2 separate regions of the Homo sapiens genome follow, and region 2 is linked to region 1. A link is a contact called in ENCODE Hi-C data. All regions are on one chromosome and are shown on one strand. Each heading gives the region's core, a stretch centred on a gene start or an enhancer-like site at or near the end of the contact. The rest is flanking DNA. Distances are from core to core; before and after follow the strand shown. Region 1 holds the start of DCAF4 (DDB1 and CUL4 associated factor 4). Region 2 holds the start of GPATCH2L (G-patch domain containing 2 like).

Evidence for each region. A loop is a pair of places that touch in the nucleus more often than their neighbours do. Pooled maps may share reads with other maps.
Region 2: a pooled map shows a loop between it and region 1 (13-fold over the local background). The contact joins the promoter of GPATCH2L here to the promoter of DCAF4 in region 1. A Hi-C loop is called at or near these places in 5 of 50 pooled maps.

What each region holds. Positions count from the first base shown.
Region 1 is chr14:72,924,475-72,927,713 of GRCh38, reverse strand. It overlaps DCAF4 (DDB1 and CUL4 associated factor 4), which reads right to left and starts at 1,250. Exons shown (of 14, transcript NM_015604.4): 1 at 1,171-1,250. RefSeq lists enhancers at 1-540, 1,212-1,481, 1,772-1,871, 2,272-3,138 and a silencer at 982-1,041.
Region 2 is chr14:76,150,338-76,153,354 of GRCh38, reverse strand. It overlaps GPATCH2L (G-patch domain containing 2 like), which reads right to left and starts at 1,433. Exons shown (of 10, transcript NM_017926.4): 1 at 1,364-1,433.

The DNA of each region.
Region 1 (3,239 bases), core at 1-2,500:
AACAGGGATTCCACCTCTGTTGGTAGGACCCCCAGGCCTGGTTACCCACAGAACACCACCTCAGGCCGGGCGCGGTGGCTCACGCCTGTAATCCCAGCACTTTGGGAGGCCGAGGCGGGCGGATCACGAGGTCAGGAGATCGAGACCATCCTGGCTAACACGGTGAAACCCCGTCTCTACTAAAAATACAAAAAATTAGCCGGGCGAGGTGGTGGTCGCCTGTAGCCCCAGCTACGCGGGAAGCTGAGGCAGGAGAATGGCGTGAACCCCGGGGGCGGAGGCTGCAGTGAGTCGAGATCGTGCCACTGCACTCCAGCCTGGGCGACAGCGAGACTCCGCCTCAAAAAAAAAAAAAAAAAAAAAAAAAAAAGAACACCACCGCGACTCTAATTTCCATCGTTATTTAAAATCAGAGTTTGGGACTTTGGAATTGTTTCCTCTAGGAAGCCGTCCCCTCAGTTTTCTTTGCTTCTGGCTGCGCTGCTGGAGTCACAAGACAATGCCTGTAGAACACCATGGTGAAAGGCGTCATGGTTTCTGAAGCCCCCGGGGAGCCCACGAGGCGTGGCTTTCTCGCTAACTCACAACTCAGAGTGGAGGCGAGGGCCAAACCCAGGCCCCATCACTTGCTAGTTGTGCGCTACCCCGACGGACAACCAAACTGCACCCCTTTCTGCGTCTGACAAGGACATCATAGCGCTGGCAAATGTTAGCGCCTGTGAAGCCGGCAGCACAGAGCCGGCCACTTCGTAAGCTTCAACCACACCTAACCTGTTATGCTGACCTGAACATTCACAGGGGACACCGCCCCAAGGCCCGCAGCCCAGCCCCCGCCAGGTGTCGGGTGGGGCCTTCAGCAGCAGGTCTCAGAGAAGCGCTTAGAGAAACGCCCTCAGCGGCGACACTCGGGGTGCCCTCCCTGCGTGTTTACGGTTGCAGCACTGATCCGGCCGGAGGGCCCCACGCGCCCCAGAACGGGCGGAGCGCGCCGGCCCAGCTGCCACCTAGGCCCGGTGGCGCCGGCGTTCCACGTGCTCACTCCTCCCCGCCCCTCCCCGCCCCTTTCCCTGGCCTTCCTCGCCGCGCCTGTCTCCCACCCCGAGCTCTGCAGCGGGAGCGCGGCAGCCCTCGAATCGATGCCAGTAGGCACCCCAGGCAGCACAGTCTTACCTGTTCAGCGTGTCCCTTCCGGATTCCCCTCCGGCTCAGCTCTGCAGGAGTTGGAGCGAAGCGTGCAAGGACCCGGAAAGACCAAGGTGTAGCGTCAGCCAGTTAGGTGGATGCGTTTTGGTGTTGTAGCAGCCGATAGGGCTATAGCGGCCGTTCTTTCCTTCTCACTGGACGCGGCTTCTGTCTGTCGACGTCAATAGGGACGATCTCATGAAGAAGGCGGGGAGTGGGGCTTCGGCTCCTCCCAGGCCTGGCCTGTCTGGGGCGGATGCACGTGGAGGCTGGTCATGGAGCGCTTGGGGGTGGGGCCAGGCGCACGCGGGGGCGGGGCCGGGGGCTGCTCCCGGAGCAGCGGAACTGTCTGGAGACCCTTTCGTGAGAGACCGTGTCTTCCTCCCTCCGCAGGGTGATGCGGCCCTGGAGAAGTCCTCTCGCTGTAGTGGAAAGAGCGAAGGAGTCTGTGAGGCGAGGGACAGAAGTAACGTGATGTTACGACTGGCGGCGAAGTCTTCGGCAGTGGCCTCAGGCGGCCGAGGCCGCTGCCCTGGGTCTGCGTTCAGGGTGTAGCGTAGCGAGCCCTGACCGTGAAACCGGGGGGCCTCCGTGTTGGCTCCAGTACTGCTGCTTGCTGTGGGACCTAGGGCGAGTCTCTTCCCTTCTCTGTGCCTTGATTTCTTCTGTTGAGAGAAGGAATCGGATCTATCATTCTCATGTCCTCTCCAGCTTAGAGTTTGTTCAGACCACCAATATTTCTAGAATGACCTATGTGTGCTGTGCCTGTCCCAGGTATCAGCTGACGGTTATGAGATCTTATGAAAGGAAAACGGAAGCCTCTGATGGGCTTGTGTCCCGAAGAGACAGTTTGTGAGGACAGCTGGATTCACAGAGGCTAGGCTTGTTGGGGTCCAGCAGTAGGCCTGGTGTGTCATGCGGCTCCGTAACACAGGCCCCTGCCCGCGGCTTGGACCCGTTAGAAAGCAGGCGGTGGGGTTCACCCATTGCACGCCGTGCGAAGGCATTTCAGCTCTTAACCAGGAAGCTAGGATTTCAGGCTAAACTCCTGGCTCTCAGGAGTTTATAGATAAATGCAGTATGTGGAGCGGGGCCGGGTGATGAGGGAAATGAGAGAAGTGGGCATAGTCAGAATAAAGAACCGCTTCATGAAGCTTGAGCGGCCTTGAAGAGAAGGCAGAGAAAAATTCTAGCTGAACAAACAACGTGACTGGAGGCCGGTTCAAGCCGGCTGGATGGGAGGGGAGTCTTGGAAGGAAAACTCAGCAGGGTGGGTTGGGGCTTGGTGACGCAGCAATTGCCAGGGAAAGAGTAGTCAGGCCGGGTGCAGTGGCTCACGCCTGAAATCCCAGCACATTGGGAGGTTGAGGCGGGTGGATCACTTGAGGCTAGGAGTTCCAGACCAGCCTGGCCAACATGGCGAAACCCCCAACTCTACTAAAAATACAAAAAATTAGCCGGGCGTGGTGGCGGGCGCCTGTAATCCCAGCTACTCAGGAGGCTGAGGCAGGAGAATTGCTTGAACCCGGGAGGCGGGGGTTGCAGTGAGCCGAGATAGCGCCATTGCACTCCAGCCTGGGTGACAGAGTGAGACCCTGTCTCAAGAAAAAAAAAAGTAGACAATGGGAGGCTCTGAGGGTTCTAGAGTTGGGAAGTGACAGGACTAGAGCTGTGCTTCTGGGAAATCACCGTGTAGGGGGTTGGGGAGAAAAGATTGTGGAAGTCAGCTGGGAGACCCCTAAGGAACTTATTGCAGCAACAGTCCTTGTGAAAGGTAGTGAGGGCCAAACCAGGGTGGGGGTAGCCAGGATGGAAGGGGGGTACAGATGGGAGGCAGAATTCAGAGGGAGAATCGGCCAGACTTAACTCTCGGGGAGGAGTCAAGCTGGATTTTCCACTGAAGAGCCAGGGGACACTTGAGGAAGGTGGCAGGAGGAGTTGGCTTGGGCTTGCTGAGTCAATGAGTGGCTGGCAGCCGGCCAGCAGGCTCTGTTGAATGTCCACAGAGGGGACAGTGACGTGGGCATGAGATATACCTCGGGGACCTGCAACACACA
Region 2 (3,017 bases), core at 184-2,683, 3.2 Mb before region 1:
CCTTAAGGGGAAATATTTAATTTGTACAGCATCTAATTAAATACATATTAAATTTTTAGCACTTTTCTCTTGCCTCTATGCCCAAAGTATTTCAAGATCAGCTTAAAATTCTAAGTGGTGCCACTCTCTGACCATATTCCCATTCATTCAGTTTTCACTTTGCAAAGGGCTTTCTAAAACCTATTTTCATGCTGTGCCTATGCCAATGAACTTAAAGACAGGAAAACAGTCCTCTGGCTTATCTGCCACACCTGTAGGAGCAATAGTGACACCTACTTCCAAAACTACCATACAAACGAAGCTTCTCAAAGTGTCCAAAAGCACATACATTTAAACAAGACCAAGTTCTTTTAAGCATTAAGAAGTGGTTTATCAACACCTGTGAAAAGAAGGGGAAAAAATGGGAAAAAAAAAAGTGGATTAAAATGCCATGATTGAGGTTTGGGAGACAACTGTCCCTAAGACCAAAATAAAGAAACAAGTGGGAACAGCATGTCAAAATCTACTTCCCTAATAAAGAATTACTGCTTTAAAAACTCAGGCAACAAAAATACAAAAAACAAAAACAAAAGAACAAATAAAAACCTCAGGCAGAACAGCACAAACTTGAACATGGAACGAAGTCATCAAACAACTTGCAGTCGAATGCCTGTGCAGAATCCTTTCCTGCCTCAAAGCCTGTAATTCCAACAGTAGTGACAAAAGAACCCTAGAACTCCCCATCTCCAGTCGCGGATGCACACTCTCGAGAGGACCCGGCGGCCAGGCACGCACCCGGGCAGAGATGAGGCTGAGTCACGCACAGGAAGGAACGGGTAGCTGGTGGACAGCAAGTAAGAAGAGAGACAGGAGCAGGGTGGAAGTGAGGGGCGGAGTAGGAGGTGGGAGAGGCAGGAGGCAACTGCTCATTTGGGCTCACGAGGGGCGGGGATCGGCTCTTCTAGGGCAGAAACTGCCAAAATGCAAGTCTTGGCGACTGAGCTCCCTCCGGGATCGGGGGTCGCAACATGGCCACATATATGACAAAAACTGTGTTTCGAAGGACTCTCCACCACGCCCCGGCCCGTCCCTGAGGGCTGGGGCGACCATGGCTCGGGACACCAAGCCCTCAGGCTGCAGCCCGCCCCAGAGAGGCAGAAAGAAGAAAGGGGAAGAGGGGGCTGTGGCCCCGGAGACGGCCCGACCCACATCCCCAGGGATGGGGACAAGGGCCCTGAAAAGCAAGGCCCCACCACCCTCACCCTCCGGCCGTCTGCCGCAGCCCCAAGACGCCCTTAGCCGCTCAGCCGCGGCTTGGCGCTCCGATCCCCTCTGGTACTAGCCCCCAGGACCCCAACACTCTCAACCCATTCCTCCCCCTCACCAGCTGCCGCAGCCACCTCCAACGGCCGCCGCTTTTTGGGCCGACTCTCACCGCCGGGGCTTCCCTCTCTGACCTCATTTCCGGTCTGGGCCGGAGGGGTGGGGCGGTGGCGAGTGGGAGGGGCTGGCTGCACGATTGGGCCCCTGACCCAGTGCTTCCGCCCGTGGCCACACCCACTTCCGCCCCGCGGTGGGCGGAGCCACAGGAAGCCAGGAGATGGGGCAGGGGACAAGGAGGGGTGTTGAATAGGGTCTGGCCGGGAAAGGGCGTCTCAGGGGTTGAGGTGCCCCACGTGGGGAAAGACCCCTGCATGCTGGCCTCATCTTCCTTAGGGGCTTCCAGAAATTGGGCGCTAGGCAGGGATGTCAGCTTATCTCTTGCTTTCTGACCTTTTTAATGGGTCTGTGAAGTTGAGGGGAAATGGATCTTAATGACGTCTACCCTGTGAGCTGGTACAACCTTTGGAAGAGGTTGTTTTGCACTGAGTTACTCAGAACATTTCAAATTGCCTTGAGCAATAAAACAAGTGATATTGGATTATAACTCAAAGTACAAAAGAAATATTCATGAGCCCATGCCGATATAAGTGATTGAATAAATTAACGAATGAGGAAGAAGAGATAAATCCCCCACAGAAGAATCTCAAATAACTTATGTAGACAGCCATCCTGCAGCATAACTTCTGCCTCCTTAAATGTGGGCTGTGCATAGTGACTTCCTTCCCAAAAGTACAACATCTGTAAAGGGGAAAATGAGTGATTTTACAGGGGAGAAACCTGGCAAACAGTAATTCAGCCAGGTGATCAAGACTATGTGCTAAATCATGTTGATAGTATGTGGAATGATATATGATGAGAATGGCACTTTATGGTACTTTCCTTCCAAATCTCATAACCCAGTCTAATTATAAGAAAAAAAAATCAGACAAACCCGAATTGAGGGACATTCTGCAGAGTGCATGACCAGTATTCTTCAAAATTGTTAAGATCAGCAAAGGCAAGGGAAGTCTAAGAAACTCAGAGCCAAGAGGAGCCTAAGGAGGCATGACAATGTAATATGGTGTCCTGGGTGTGACGCTGCAATTGAAAAAAGAACATTAGGTAAAAACTAAGGAAATCTGGATAAAGTATCAACTTTAGTTAATCATAATGTATCGGGCCGGGTGAGGTGGCTCACGCCTGTAATCCCAGCACTTTGGGAGGCCGAGGCAGGCGGATCACCTGAGGTTGGGGGATTGAGACCATCCTGGCTAACAGGGTGAAAACCTGTCTCTGCTAAAAATACAAAAATTACATGGGCATGGTGGCACGTGCCTGTAATCCCAGCTACTCGGGAGGCTGAGGCAGGAGAATCACTTGCACCTGGGAGGCGGAGGTTGCAGTGAGCCAAGATCGCACCATTGCACTCCAGCCTGGTCTACAAGAGTGAAACTCCGTCTCAAAATAATAATAATAATAATAACGTATCAATATTGGTTGCAATTGTGAGATGTGTTATACTTCTGTAAGAGTGAATAGCCTGGTGTGGTGGCTCACACCTGTAATTCCAGCACTTTGGGAGGTTGAGGTGGGCGGATCACCTGAGGTCAGGATTTCGAGATCAGCCTGGCCAACATGGTGAAACCCCGTCTCTACTAAAAATACAAAAAATTAGC